Regions from separate parts of the Homo sapiens genome. Here region 2 is linked to region 1. Evidence: chromatin loops called from intact Hi-C (ENCODE). Cell type or tissue: endothelial cell of umbilical vein. All regions are shown on one strand. Each heading gives the region's core, and the rest is flanking DNA. Links, peaks and the distances in the headings are about the cores only.

What was found. A loop is a pair of places that touch in the nucleus more often than their neighbours do. Peaks named below come from ENCODE experiments on the same cell type or tissue, not always from the same donor. Only the 100,000 strongest peaks of a DNase experiment are listed, where the experiment ranks them.
Region 2: it touches region 1 in a loop (2.8-fold over the local background); 3 of 110 quality-filtered maps call a loop at or near these places.

What each region holds. Positions count from the first base shown.
Region 1 is chr5:67,298,234-67,306,387 of GRCh38, reverse strand. No RefSeq gene overlaps it. Among named protein-coding and RNA genes, the nearest start is that of TILRLS, 34 kb to the right of the region's middle. In endothelial cell of umbilical vein, for the core only: no CTCF peak of the experiment used is centred there; DNase peaks (open chromatin) are centred at 2,797 and 4,837; H3K27ac peaks cover 3,294 bases.
Region 2 is chr5:67,400,614-67,408,767 of GRCh38, reverse strand. No RefSeq gene overlaps it. Among named protein-coding and RNA genes, the nearest start is that of TILRLS, 140 kb to the right of the region's middle. In endothelial cell of umbilical vein, for the core only: no CTCF peak of the experiment used is centred there; DNase peaks (open chromatin) are centred at 3,957 and 4,257; H3K27ac peaks cover 3,155 bases.

The DNA.
Region 1 (8,154 bases), core at 2,102-7,101:
CTCTACTCAGTGCCACCTTCCCAGGTTAACATGAGAAACGACTTCTTTGCTAATGTGAAATGGATAGCAGTGAGCTACCAACATTACAAACAAAGTGCTCGCATCTAAACATTTTTGAGGACTTAACTTTATGTCAGGCACTAATCTGTTCCTTTTCCTATCTGATTGCAACTAAAATCAATGGAAGAGAGGCCTACATCCTAGTGCCAACATTTGCAGAGTTAAGATGTGTAATTGAGTGTAAATAACTAAACCTCCCTGAGACTCAGCAGGCAATGAGTCAGTGGGCACAGAACACCATGCCCGTGCCCCAGGCCCAGCACCTTTTCTTTCTCCGGAGACTGGTGGTCTGCCTTTGTGCCCTGACTTTGATGAGCTACACTGTGAGGATCTCCAAATCCCACAAGCTCCTCAGCTCCTGACGGATCATGATTCTAGGAACTTTGGCATCCTCCCTTGTTCCAGTTTTGTTTATTCCCTCACCCCTGGCCTCTACTTTGCTTTTCTTATTCCTGGCACCATGTCCTCCTTCCCTGATCACCCCTGTCCCTGGCTCAGCCTCGCTCTCCCTGGCCAGCCCATCATGTGTGGAGGGGACCCCTCTGGGGTGTGTGGGTGAGGACTGCCCTGAGTTTGAGCACCAAACTCATGGTAGGCTCAAGGCAAAATTACTAACCAGGTGATTTGTTTCCACACATTCACCACATGTGCCCTCTCTGTTCCCCTCTCAACTTATCTCATGGACAAATCCTGGCACTTTTTCCCTCACTCTCAGAGATCTTGAGTAATGTTTTATGGTTCCCAGGATTAAGCACAAATCCATTCCAAACTTACCCACACCCCTTCCTTTGGCCATGCTTCACCTTTTCCCTATTACACCTCTCCACAAAAAACCTGCCCTTGCCAAGCGGCAGTATTGTCATCTCCTGGACAGACACTGGCCTTTAGCAAGTTCTTTCATCTCCCAGGACTTCAAGCTCATCTGCAAATTGCAGAAGGCCTCTAAAGTTCTTTCCCTAAAATACTCAATTCTCAGGCTTGAGAAAATGAGGGCTCCTTTGACAGCAACAGGGCTACGCAGCCAGTACTTTTTTTAACCTCAATGGGAGTTGATTTTTGACTTACATCATCCTAAAAAAAAAAAAAAAAAAAAAAAAAAAAAAAAAAAAAAAAAAAACAAAACTGATGCTTCATTTTGTCAAGCATAACCCTGATCTCTGTTTCAGGATGACTATCTAGCTCTGGTCCCTGGAGTGCCCACTATTCCTTAAATAGGGCATTGTGGAATAGCAAGTGTCCTCACATCCTTCTAGATCATGCCAAAGACTCATCAGGTTCTGGAATGATCCAGTAATAAAAACGTAGTAAAGCTAAAGTTGCTGCAAGTGAGAGAACATTTATGAATGAGATTTGTCTCACTGCACTAACATCAGTAAGTGAATCATTCCACCTCCCACTAGCCAGAAATTCCTCCCGTCAGATCTGCAGGATTCACCATCCAACAGTTTTTATATCCAGTTGGGAAACAGGAAGACGGGTCCCCTATAGTGGATGTTAAAATAAACAAGGTCTGGAAGCATGAGGAACCTCTTGTAGCTCTAAGAAGCTGAGACAGAGAAGGAAGTGCCTGAGCACCCCGTGCAGCATTTTTATACGTTGCCTTGATATATAAGTCAAACTCAATTTACAAATTATGACATGAATGCTAATACCCATTTCTACACAAAGATGCAACACTCTTTTCTGTTTTTTTTTAAGAGTTTATATTGCTATTCACTACAGATGAGAAGACAGGAACCGAGAAAATAAAATGTCATGAAAGTTATAGATGTTGCAGAAACCTTGTTAAGTCCTGGTTTTGCAATTTACACATATTCTATGCTCAAAGGCAACTAGGTCCTGGTTCACACTTAGCCACTTCCAGGAATTTTTTTCCTCCTTGTTTTACTTTTCATTCCTGGAGATGGAGCCCAAAGGACATACGAACCCCCTAAAACAGTATCCACATCCTTATATTTATGGGTATATGTGCATTTGTTTAGGAAAGGAGCTCAAATTAAACACCAAAGGGATTCAAAAACCCAACAAAGCCAAGGACTTCCATTCTAAATGGAGGTCTCCATCCATCTTTTAGAGTAAGGAAGTGGGTAAAATGGAGCCCACATGGATGCCTGTAGATTCCGTAGACAATTTATTCCAGGGGAGACTCCTAACAGATGTCTGCAATTGTTATCTTCAATGCTCAGTAGGACCCCAACTACATTATGTTCAAATTATCTGGTTTTGATTCAAAAAAGTATTTGTTGTCTGCCTACTTGTATCACGACTGTACTGAATATTAGTGATACAATTGGCATGCACCAGTACGGCTGTATGGGTTGTTAAAATACTGAAGTTCTTCTATACTGTCCCAGCCAATGCCCTCTCCCTCTGAACCTCTGGAGCTCCCCCAAATCCCTGATCTAAAGGGTTAACTATGGCAATTCAGAGGTCCTGCAGGACCCTATAAGCCCTGTGGTCAGTGTCTGTGTAGAGTGACTGGTCCCACTGACACAGCATTGGTTAACATTTCAACGATCACCCTGAATATAATCAAAAGCAAAAACGGATCAGACCTTGCCCAATTTTTTGCTCATAACCTGTATTAATCAGGGAAATGAAGCTGCTGTGAAAAACAACCCCCAGATCGCAGTTACCTCATGTAAGTTTATTTCTCAGAGTCCTCATACAGGCTGGCCCTATACCAACCAGGACCCCGGCTTTGACATGGATGACCTCACTTCCATGACATTCCATTGGCCAGAACCCAATCACATGGCTCCAATCTGACTGCAAAGGAAGCTGAGTAATGTATCTTCCTGTGTGCCACACAGTCTGACTTACAGCCTAGAAGGGCACATGGCTATGAATCAAATAATCACATTAATAAATGTAAAGGTGTACCTGGGACAAGCTTCTCTCTCACCGTTTTGCCCAGGGCTCACCTCTGTATGTTCCAGAGTGGTGTTTCTCAAAGATTAGGTGCATCCAAAACCTGCAGGGCTGACTCAAACCTGGACAGCAGGGCCCCACGCAACATTCCTGATTCAGTAGGTCTGGGGTAAGGCCTGAGCATTTGGTTTCTAAGAAGCTCCCAAGTGATGCTGATACCAGGACCATACTTCACCCTACTTTGATTCCCAAGCCAGTTTTCCTAGGTCATCAAAGAGGGCCTGAGTCAGGAAAATCTTTTTTTCTCCTGTTGACATTTCCAAAACCCTTCTCTCCTTGAGTGTCTTGGGTTTTAACTGTTTCCCCTCTGGGATTTTGGCATTTAGGTGGTATTGCTGTCTTTCTGACTGAGGTGAGGAGGGCCCTGAGGCTCGTGAAGTCTAGTTATATCTTGCCAGTGATGCCTTCCCTACCCCTTCTCCCTCTCTGTCCAGTGTCCTTGCCCAAAATCAGATCTCTCCAAAGCCATTCAGGACTGGCCAATACCACACTACATGGAAGTTGTCTTCAAGTACCATCCTTTCTTTTTTGTGCTCTTTTTATTTTCCCTCTTATATAAAAACTCTGTTAGCTGCAACTCTCACTTCCTTTTAGAATATTAACTCTGGCTAAAAGGAAACACAAACTAACAATTTTATTATAACCAGGAGCCAGAAAATAAACATTTATTTAAAATGTTTACTTTTCAGTTTCTCCCAGAACACTGACTCCTGGATGTCATTGAACCACTGCTTGTTGTATGTTTCATGTCCAGATATCTTTTCTTATATATGTTACATAGGCAGTGGATAACGTGGTCAGGTAGATTGGAGTTCAAACCCTATCTCTACTTCTGCCCACTATATAACCCTGAGCCTCAATTTTCTCACCTGTGAAATGGGGATAAAAATGCCAACATCATAAAACTCTTGTGGTGATGAAGTAAGGTATCATTTGGAAGCCCCAGGGATAGAAAGCCTAGGCCATATTCTTCAGGTACTTCATACACAGAGATTATTAGTCATTCAAGATGGGGTATCAGTGCCAAGTGCTGGCAGCATTAAACTGCAAACAGCACCTAGGTTTTTATACCACATCCCAATTCTAGCTGTGTGATCCTAGGCAAATTACTTACCCTCTCTGTAACTATAGGCTTTTTGGCACCTGTAAAAAAGGAAATTTAGTTGCCATCTTGTTTCTCCTGTGGGCATTCTGCAACTAAATAGGAAAGAAGATTAAATTCTTTCAGCTCCTTAAAAAGGAGTGTTCTATCAATTCAAACCTATGATTATATAATCTGGCAATATCAGCAAGTAAGCTAAATAGACTATGTGATGTAAACTTGTTTTTCGAGGGAAAAGATTAGTCCACCAAGAAGGGATTATCTACAAATAATAACCAGCACAATTTTAAATGCGAGGTTGAGTTTTTGGTCTTTCGTTTTTTAGTTTGTTTTGTTTTGTTTTAGCTGATTTTTAACCAGAAGAGCCTGAACATGAAAGTTTTAACTTGCAATCTGGTTGCTAAATATTTAGAAATGTTATATAGCAACTTGAGGATTAAACATCGATACATCATCCAGGGGATAGCCGAGGTCATTATTTTAACCCAGGGTTGAGTTAGCATAATGTCCTTTCTCCCCCAACTAATTGCACATCAGGCACCTGAGCCAGTTAGCATGTGACCCAACAGCCCCCAGAATCTGGAACTGTCCAGAAGCAACGCTGCTGCTGAAAGGCAAGTTAGGAGAGTTGATGCCATCCATCAGGAAATTGAGTATTTCACATAATGTGCTTTTCCAGCTTAAAGAACTTTGTGAACGACATCTTTCTCACTCTGTTAATGACAGGAAATGAATCATTCCTTGCTTCAGTTGGCCAGCGAAGCTACATTTTTCTAATCTTAGGGAGTTACCCTGCAGCAGGATTTCTCTCTCCTGAGGGCGGCCCTGGAAAGGCCTCCAACACTCAGAATTTCTCAACAGACCTCGACCATATAGGGAAGGCCTGTGCAACCCAGCATGTGAGAAACTCATGACCACTGGGCTGGGAATTCTAACACGTGGTGTCTCTTCCCCTTCAAGCTCCACAGAACAGTAAATCATGAGAGGATTATTTTTGTTTTCTATTTTTATTTTTTGGCTTAAACAACAGAAATATATTGTCTCCCTGTTCTAGAGGCTAGGATCCTGAGATCAAGGTGTCAGAAAGTTGGTTCCTTCTGAAGGCTGTGAGGAGAAATCTGTTCCATGCCTCACTCCCAGCTGCCGGTGGTTTGCTCTCAATCTTTGACATTTCTTGGCTTACACAAGCATCACCCATATCCCTGCCTTGGTTTTTACATGGCATTCTACCTGTGTTCATCAGAGGGGTTTTTTTTGTGTGTATGTTTTGTATGTTCTCTGTCCTTCTACCTCCCCAGGTGGAACAATTGAGATTTAAATATTACAGAAAGAATGAGACTTAAATATCCCAAAATCAACCCATGACATGGAGTAAAAATGAAAACTTGTCAGTGTAGAATCTAACAAACAATATCACATCACCAAGTGGGCTTGAATGAGTTTCTATCTATGCATTTTGTAAGCTATCCCATCCTTACACCCCCACCTACCCCCAAAAATGCACTCTTCCCCCTGGAAAGCTTGAGCAGATATTAAGTGTTTATGGAGAAAAATAATTGAGGGAGCAATTAAAAGAAGGGAAGAAAACATTGGTCAGTGCCTGAATATGCTGATCTCTCTTCTAAGTATTCCATGGGGTTTATCTCACTTAATTTGAACAAATCAGACCTTGGGCTGCCCAGCCCTACACATTTACGACTTTTTCCATCCCTGTGCCTTCTAATTCTCAGAATCAGCCCTCATGTAGTCTTACTGATTTTAAACAGAGACACTTGATTAGAGGCAAAAATGCAAACCCACAAAACAAGAAAGTCTGTACACCATGAAAGGAGAATTCTTCAACCACTGGCCCAGGAGTGCAGGGCTTTGGCTATCTGCAGAGGCAATTTGTTCCCAAGCCGCTGCTTAGCACATATTTTCATACCCAAAATTGTATCCTAAGTGGGTAGTGTGGAGAGGAAACAAGTAGATACAAAGGGTGGGCCTTCTAGATAAGGAGAGAGCACACAAACATGCAGAATGATCCCAAAACAAATGCAAAGAAACAGCAAAGTGACTTCAATAGCAGAACAAGGAAAAACTGTGAGCTAATGACATACAAAGAGAGGGAGAGGGAGGCAAAGAGAGGGAGGGATGGTAGGAGGGAAAGGGAAGAAAATATGAAAGAACGAAAAATAAGATCTATATGGCAGTCTATGCTATATTTAAAGTGACAGGATCATTTTTCTTCTCTCCAGAGTGTAAGCAAAATGATGGTGAACTCTGAATTTGAAATGGATTTTATTTTATTCCTTTCCTTCCGCATAATCCAGCCCCACAATACACACACACATAGCAGAAAGTTAAGTGATTTTTCAGCCTGAGGGTTTCAAATGCTCAGAACCCTGTAACCATGGGTTCCAGTTCCAGCAGAATAATTAGAGCCCTTCTCCTCCTTTGCCTTTAATGGTTGTTGGTTGGGAGTGCATTCCCTTTACTTTTCTCCTCAAGGTCCGAGTCAGTGAATTTCTAGTCTGTAGCAAGATTCTCTGTTATTTATTAGGGTACATGGGGTAAAAATATGTGTGTTATTATGAGGATAAAAGAGAAAAGATTTAAAGTTCACAATGGGGAAAACATTTTAGCAAATTAATGACTCAGAACTCTTGTTACCCACATCCGTGAGAAGTGATCATTTGTTAACTTAAGTGAGTGTGAGATGAAATGCCTTGATTCCATGTATCAGTAGAAGAATGTGTTGATTAGAACAGAGTCCCAGCTAGAAGATGCCAAAAGCAAGAAATTCAAACATATTCACATTTGCTCCTGACCACTAATGATTTTAATTGAGGTGTCACATCTTTTGTGAAAACAAATGATTAACTGTGGCTATAAGATAAAAAGAAGGCTGTCATTAGTGGTTCCAGAGGCCATTAGTGGTCAAGATCATTGGTTCTGGCACAAGACAGCCTGGACTCACATCCCTGTTTCATCACTTATTGAGTGTGTGATCTTGGTCAAGTTACTTAATCTCTCTGTGCGTTAATTTCCTCATTTGTAAATTGCAGAAAGAGTAGTACTATGGTCATTGAGTTATAGAAATAATTAAAATAAATGAGGTAATACATGTACAACAATGAGGAACAAAGTCTGGTACATGATATGAACTTAAAACTGATAGCTTTTAAGATTTTAAACCTATCTATAATAGTATAGAGCCATAATGTTCTAGAAACAAGGAGGAAGGAGTGCCTCCATCTACCCTCTTGTCTAAGGGTGAGGATCACTACCAAAAATTAAAGTTGTTACAAAGGTTATGTGTTTCCTACATGAACAATGTGAAGGTTAAAAAATAAGTAAAAGAACAACTGAAATACAGGCATTGATTAGTTTAGTGTTTCGCTATGAACATTCACCGCACATAGCTGAAAGAAGTTATTTCCTTTCCAACAACACTTGTCTTCCAAGTACCACTAGCTAAATGGGAGATGCAAATATAAAGAGAAACATGATCCTCACTGTTTAGAGGGGCACAGCCTAAAAATGAGGCATTACAATATAATGCCCCAAGCACAGTGTCAGAGCACCAGGGTGTGCACAAAGCAATGGAGGACCACAGAAAAGGAATGATTAGTTCTACCTGGGAAATCTGGAGGAATATGTGTGCTGAGTCTTAAAAGATAGGTATGAGTTCTTTAAAGGATAAGAAAATTCTCTAAGGATAAAGTGGGACAATACTGTGAATGGCCCTATATGATATTCTGAAGAGGATTAACTTTACCCTGTAGACACTGGAGAACACTTCCAGAGTTTACTCAGTGAAGTAGTGGGCCCATGTCTATGTTTCAGAAAGATACCCTTAGTGACAGTGTGGAATATGGGTTTGATGGGGCAGAAAGATCAAAGGAGGGATGACAAGGCAAAGACTACTGAAATAGCCTAAGTATGAAAGGATGAAGCCTGAACTAGGATGGAGTCAACAGGTGGAAAGATGGAGACGGCTGAATACGACCAGGAAGTGTCAACTACTGAGATGTCTGTTAGGACTTCAGAGTCAAAATGAGCCCAAGGATTCTATTCTT
Region 2 (8,154 bases), core at 1,587-6,586, 100 kb before region 1:
AAGAAAAGGAAGGAAAGATCATCTGAGGACTAAAATAGTTTGTTAAAGGGAACATCTTTATACTAGTCCTTGAAAAAGATTTTATCCACATTCTGTTTAAAAGAGGTTTGCAACATAAAGCATCCCCAGCTCTCTTCTATTGGTCCCTGGCTTCTATTTAACAGTTGTCCAGAACATTTTACAGCCATTCAGCTTGGTTGCCATTGATTTCTTTGACTGAACTGAGAAAATATCACAAAATGTTCTCATGCCACTGGGGTACTAAACAGAAAGTACAATAATGTTCTTGAAAATTTTTTTAAAACCTTTATTTGTCTTATAGCCATGGCCAGATAGAAAACATTTTGTAAAGGAGAAATAAACAAATATCTTCTGTAGTCTTTCTTCTTAATTAAATGGATAAGAAACAGATAATGTTCTCCTTATGGGTAATATAAGTAAATAATTATGTATCAGTGGCAGATTTCTCACAGTGGCTTCATTGGTTTGATGTCATTCATACATAAGTAGACAGGAGAAACCTAAATGGAAAAAAAAACCACTGATGCAGTTTGGGCCAGGGAATAACATTTAATAATGCAATACTAATGCACTGCAGTGATAAAAAACAGACATTCTTAAAATTTCCAGAGCTCTGCAGCAGACATTTGTTTGCAGTATAGATATTAGAGAACCACATTTCCTTAAATTCTAGTACCATACGGACCTATAAATACTAAAGAGAACATAAATCGTCATAGCTTTATTAAGATAGTTTATGAAGATTCTATACTTAAAATTTCAATTTTCAGCAATGAAAGAGAGTGATAAACTTTCTTTAGTCTATTAATACTGATAAAAGAATGTTATTCATTTGACCTAAATCAAATACTAATTGGAAGGAACTGGAGGATTTCTCAGAACCAGGAGAAGAAAGAGAAGACAATGTAGACTAGAACCAACACTTCTTTTAGCCCTTTCTAGCGAAACTTTTCACCAGGACTTTGTCAAGAATTGGTGTCAAATACCAGTTGGCTCTACCTTTAAATATATCCAGAATCTGAGCAATCCTTATTACCACCACTGCCTTCACTCAATGCAAGTTCTCAACTACATCACCGCAACAGCCTCTTAGTGATCTATTTCCAATCCTTAGTCTCTGCAGCCTAGTCTCAACCCAACAGAGTAATCATTTTAAAAGTTAAAGCAGTTAGTTTATTTCTCATCTGCTCAAACCCTTGCAATGGCTCCTAGTTTCACTTAAAAAAAAAAAAAAAAGAAGAAGAGAAGAGAAGAGGGGAGGGGAGGGGAGGGGAGGCTACAGGAAGCACAGTGGCTCATGCTGGTAATCCCAGAACTTTGGGAGGCCGAGGCAGGAGGATCACTTGACTCCAGGATTTTGCCTGGGCAATATGGTGAAACCCTGTCTCTACAAAATAAATAAATAAATAAATAAATAAGCCAGGCATGATGGTGCACACCTGTAGTCCCAGCTGCTTGGGAGGCTGAAGTGGGAGGATCACCTGAGCCTAGGAGGTCATGGCTGCAGTGAGCTGAGATCATGCCACTGCACTCCAGCCTAGGTGATAGAGCAAGATTGTCTCCAAAAAAAAAAAAAAGTTTTCATAATGGTGTACATGGTCTACATATACTGGGGCAAAACCACCACCATCAGTCATTCAATAATCCTACCATATGGTCCAGTAACCAGGTCCATATTTATGCATATAGCAAAATAGGACACTTCCAACATCTGGATTATATGACATTAAGGAGCCAGAAAGTCTTCCTCACGTTCAAACACTTGTGCCCCTCTTGCCGATGGATAATAGAAATTCAAGCAAGAGGCTCTTTATGTCTGACCTTATCACTTTAACCTTTGTTGAATAGCAAATATCCTTTAGAGAGGCAGAAAGGTTTATTGTGAGAAATTTTATATATTTAGGGTATATTAATTTCTCATACCCTTTTTGGCAGTAAACTTTGATAGAAAAATAATATACATGCTGCAGTAAGGACAGAGGAAAATGTGATAAAATCTTATTGAACAAAGAGGCAGAACACACACAGTACAAACTTCAGCTGCATCATAATTTTACAAAGGGCCAAAACTAAAAATAATTAAAATTAAAAATTTAATGCTTTTTAAAATATTCACTATTGAAAATATTAGTACATGCTTATTGTAACAATTAAGACAAAAATAAAAAATAATTCTTACTTTCATCTCCAACTATATTTCTGTCACCATCAAGATACATTATTTTAACAGTTTAATGTACATCCTTCCCCTGAGACACATTTAAATTAAAAGTATACTTTTAATTATATATTCATTCAATACTAAATGAATTAAAACTTAACACTGAATTCCTTTTTACCATTTACTCAGGCTAAGGCTGTTTTTTTTTTTTTTTTTTTAAATCCTAGCTTTCTATAAAGTATTTGAAGATGATTATTTTATTAAAAAGAAAGAAAAAAGGGATTCAAATGCAAATGATCTTTCATTACATCTCTCACTAAGTCTGACAAACTCTAGCTTATTAAGCAATTTTTTGCTTAAGTTTGAGATTTTTGTCAAAGGTCATGCATTCTTCCAGAAGAAGGAAATAAAATGCTATTTTCCCAGTGGAAAATTTGCATAAATATTTTCCTTGTTTTTTACATTGAAAATACACTTGGAGAAATTAATGATGATTTCTGTGGTGTTTTGGACATGTCTTGCGCTCAGTAAGAACTCATTACAAATATTTCCTATAAGCCCTCATGACACATTCCTGGTTTTACAGATAAGAAAACAGGATTGGAAAATTCAAACACTTACCTGAGGTACACAGTAAGTGGCAGAACCAGCACGGAGAGACAGTTTAGTCTGGGGAGGCAGTACAGTACTATGCGGTAGTCAATAGGATGGGACTTTGGGTCCAGTCAAAATAGGGTTTGGATCTCAGCACTGCTATTTAATGTTGGATATTAGCCACCTCTGCATCATTTTGAACAATATTAACTAACATGTTTAGAATCACAATTAAGGAGCAGAAATTACCCGCAAGGAATTTCCAAAACTCAAAAAGAGAATATGTTCAGACCAATGTTTTTCCGATATATAAGGAAATGTCCGCAAAATATCACATTCAGCTTTTAATTTTTGTTTTTGTGGTTTTTAGTCAGATCTTTATACTTTCAAAATTGTGTTTTGGATTAAAATATTTTCTTTTTTTTTTCTTTGTTAAAAACAAAAGGGAGGGAAATGCTTATTTTTTTTGAGAAAATGGAAAAATAACAAATTAACAAAGTTGCTACAGTCAACTCAGCAGAGTATAACTTTATATATCTATAGCCTAGTAAATGACAATTTTGGTTTCTTGGAATCACATTAGAATATGGGAAAAGAAATAGAAATCAAGAGCATGGTTAGAGCCAGAATAAAACAAAAGTCAGAAGGCAAAGTGCTAGACTGAGATGGGGTGGAAACTAAGCAGACAGATGTAGCAGAACCATATTTAGAAATGAGAGGAAAATATCATCTCTCACTTATCCCTTCAATGAGTTTATAATCTAGGACGAGATGACAAATACGTTCTCTCATGTGTAAACTCCATCTGATTGATGGTAGCTGTCTAAAGTGTTGTGCTGAAAGGGATGCTAAGGCTCTTTTTAGGCTCTGAAAGTATTACGAAGATTCTTATTGTCTAACCTGGTCTTAAAATAGGGAATAGAACACGTATGTGATGCATTTGCTATCTCTTGGCCAGGCAGACAGAGGAAGTGGGACTAACAATCACCAGCACTTGCTTTGCATCAGGTGCTTCAGACACAATTGCTTAAATCCTCATAAATACAAAGAGGTAAAAATTACCATCTACATTTTACAGATGAGGAAAATCCTTCTCTGAGAAAATAACTGGTTACTATTTGGAGAAAGAGAAAAACAAACAATGACTTTGCAATGGAGGGAAGGGAAGGCAGTGAGTGTGTAGACGACTATTCATACATATGAAAAGTGTGAGTCAGCTATTGCCATTCAGGAAGAGCCAATGTACACAGATGTCTTCCTATCCCAGTTTTCAACATTTCTTATATTTAAGTTTCACAAATATTTTGCAGTCTAAATTGTCTCATTCTTCAAGATTTGCCATTATACTAATTATAACTTCTTTATAAATGATAAATTACGTTTCCCTTTGAAAATTATTTTAGAGTTTGAAAAGGACTTTATTCAAACTCTCTGATTACTACTCTTAGACCACAAAGAGATTTTATGACAATAGAAAAGAAAACATGCTAGCCCGAGAGTACAGACCTCATTAACAGTCTCAGCTTTATCAGTAACTTACCTGTATCTTGGATTAGTCACTCTCCCCGTCTAGGCCTTAGTTTTTCCCATAGGGGATTGGACCATGCCCTCTAAGGTCTATGTGGACTCCCAAAGCCTGTGATTTCTGTTAAGTTCAAAATGCAATTCTTACTAGAAAAAGTCAGAGAGGCTATACTATGAATAATTAATAATGCTGGTTGAAAACGAATAATAATTTTTTGGTTCCTTTTTTCAAATCATGTAAGACATTTTAAGACACAGAACATCTATTAGCTGAAAGCCCCTTGCTGGGCCTGAAGAGCCAAGGAGAGTCATTCATTCACTCAGTGTGTGTGCACTGAGCACTGGTTATGAATAAGGTGCTGTGTAAATGTGAAGGAAATTTAAAGTAAAAATGGGAAGGAAATTTAGAGTAAATTTATGTACTCTAAACTAATGACTCTAAACTAATTTACTCTAAACTAATGACTAATAAATGTATTTAAGTAACTAAAACATAAATAAATAAATAAAAAGAAACATAAGAGTCATACAGATAAATTGGTATGAAAGGTAGGAGAAAGGGTATATTACCTCTTGTGGAACTATGGAAGGGGTCAAGAAGTCTCCATAGCTAGAGCCCTGTGAGGTGGGCTTCAAAAATAAGTAAGTCTTGGCCAAATAGGGAAGAGTGTGAAGAGGAAGGTGATACAGGCAGATGGTTCACCGTAAGCCAAGCAAGGAGGTGGGAGAATGCAGTACATAAATGGAGAAGAGAAAAAAAGTCCATTTTGGCTGGGTTGAGGGCAGCAATGGTAAATGACAGTGGAAACTAGTATAGTCATCAGTGCCAAGCACAGGAATTAAAGACTTTACTTTCTAAGTTCAGTCTTTTTGAGCAGGAGAGTAAAAACCTTAGCCATCTACCAGATTAATCTGGCAGTAGGATGTAAGATGAATGCAGCTGAGAAGATCCCAAGTATGGAGAGGTCAGTGAGGAATGACTTCAAAGTCTAACCAAGAACTAACAAGTAGCTGAAGCATCATTGCAGTGAGAATGGAGAAAAAGGGGCAGATCGAAAAACTAATAATAATCACAATAAGAGCTAACATCTATTGGTGTTTACTATGTACCCTGCACTGTTCTGAGCCTAAGTCATTAGCTTATTTAATCTTCACGACATTCCTATAAAGTAAGTTTTATCATTTCAGTTTTACAGTTGCAAAATCTGAGAAACTGATTAAAAATCACCTGAGGTCACCCATTTAGTGGCTCATCTCTGGGTCTAGAGTCTTATTGCTTAATCATTCTATAATACTGCTCTCCTGCAGAAATAAGATTGACATAACTTGGCCACTGGTTAATAATCCTCTCAGGGAGTCACTGGTTGTATATGTAATAAAAAATAATAAGTTGATAAATAAAATATGTAACAAGTAAAATAAATATGCCCAGCTTACCTACAGCATTTGCTCAACTCTTTAGAAATGCGTTACCAAATGAACAAGTCCACCAATCAAATAGCCATTCCTCTCAGCCCCACCTGCCATTGATTGTGCTGTTGCTCCCCAGGTGAAATATGTGAGAAATTCTTTTTTTAATTTAATAAGGGAAAAGAGTTTCTACCTCATCCCCATCGTGTGATGGCTAATTTTATCCTTTGTGTGGCTTTATGCCAGGTAAGCCGAGGACACGGACTCAGTAGCAAACCCCTCCCACGTTTCTCTCAACCAGTCCCTTGACTATGTCAGCAACAGAGACACAGTCCTCTCCAGTTTTCGACCACAAGACCCAACTTGAGTTGAACCAGTGATTAGGAACAATGTGTCCTCAGTGAAGAACACATTGAAAGTGCCTATTTTGAAGGAATGATGCTCTACATCTACAATTCTAATTTTCCTTAATTCTCAGAGGTAACCATGATAGTTGTGAGAATAGGCAATGCCCACCAAGTGACAACCTATCTGCAGTCCATATTTATGCTGCTACCACATCATTTTCTCTTTCATTTATTTCATTGCTTTTTGTTTACTTGGCTGTCAGTAACGATGCCTAGGAATACAATAACATAAGCAACAGGAAATTCTGGGGAAAGGAAAAATGTCAGTGACTAAAAGTCAAAGATATTAATATCTAGAAACTGAAACAAAATGCCAGTTATTTCTCTATTTTTAAAGAATAGGCCTTTGTTGGGCACCTTAGATTCAATGCTCCTGTTCTGAGTTGCTCTCTTGCATCTGCATTCCAGCTGGTGGAATTCAATGCAGGAAAGGGCACAGTTGCCATTTGATAAAACACATTTAATTCCCAGCAGGAAAAATTAACTGTCTTCACAATACTGCTCTTGATGTAAATATATTGTTTTTTGAATTCCAAACACCTACTAATTTGCTTTAAATTGCCCTAATAATAATCATTGCTTAAAGTTACAGCAGTGAAACAGCTTCTGCTTTTTGCAAACCTAATTTTGACAGCAGGTGCCTTTTATGTCCTTGTAATTTTTCCTATAAAGATCATTATCCCTTAATTGTAAATTGCAGCTGCTTTGAGGGTATTTTGGTTCATGATGATGGTTTGATTGATTATTGAAGTTCCAATCCCACTGTGCTAAAGAGTCTAGTCTGTTGGGATTTCCAAAAAGCAGCATCAAAATCTTCAATGTCAACTCACATTAGTTCACTCTGTCACAAAACTGTCAGCCATGAGGTGACATTGTTTATAAAACACAAAGATGATTATCTTTTCCTTTTTTGTCAAAAAAATTTAAAAAAACAAAACATTTGTATGTGGCTTCAAATGATATGTTTCCTTAGCTTCTTACTCAAAACCAGATATGCTTTTGGAGTAAACTAGTTTAGACAAAGTGTTTTGTTTGAAGGATATTATTATATTTAAAGAGGAACAGGATTTATCTAGATTTTAAGGAAAAAAAATATGAAGATGGTAATATATTCAAGACTTTTCATGTTTTAAAAAGTAATAATACATAACCTCTTAGAAACTCAGTTTTGCTATGTTCTCTAAACTGTGTGATAAACATAAAAGGGAACAGATGTGTTAATTATTCTTGAAGCTCATCCAATTTTTACGTCGAAGACTCTGTAGCTACATGTCTATCTACATTTGTTTTTCATCAGAGACAGGGATGTTGAGTATGTTGATCTCAGAGACATTCTATCCTCTTTGGGAGTCTACCCCAACAGAGGATAAACATATAAAATTGCCTCCTGTCCCAGTCCCATTCCTTTTCCAACTTCTTAAAGAGATTTAGCTGTGTGACCTTTGGCAAATCCCTCAACTTCTCCATGCCTCAACTGCCTCATCTATGAAATTGTGCTAACAGTATAACCTGATTTTGTGCAGACCAAATGATATAACCTACTTTACATTCTTAGAATAGTCACTATCACACTTTAAGCACTCAAATAATACGGATTATTTTATGTTCATTATTAAATAACTGCATATCCTTATTGAGCACACTCTCGGGACAGGCACTCTACGGGGTGGAAGAATGAAATATGATCTCTATCCTCTAAGGGTGAGATCAGAAAGCTGCAGCCAACTGCAGCATGTTTTTGCTTGGTCCCTAAGCTAAGAAGGAATTTTATATTTTAAAAGGTTTTTTTAAATTAAAAAAAAATGAAGAAGAAGAAGAATATGCAACAAATACATGTAGTGGCCCTCAGAATCTAAAATATTTGCTGTCTGGTACTTTACAGAATACATTTTCCAAGTTTTGGCTCTGTAGGGAGCAGAAATGTCCTGGTGAAGTAACTAGGAGAAGGCTACAATCTTTCCAGGGGCAATAGGGGGAAGAGAATAGGAGAGGGGAGGGAAGAAGTCACATAAGGTTTTAAGAAGAGGTTATATTTGA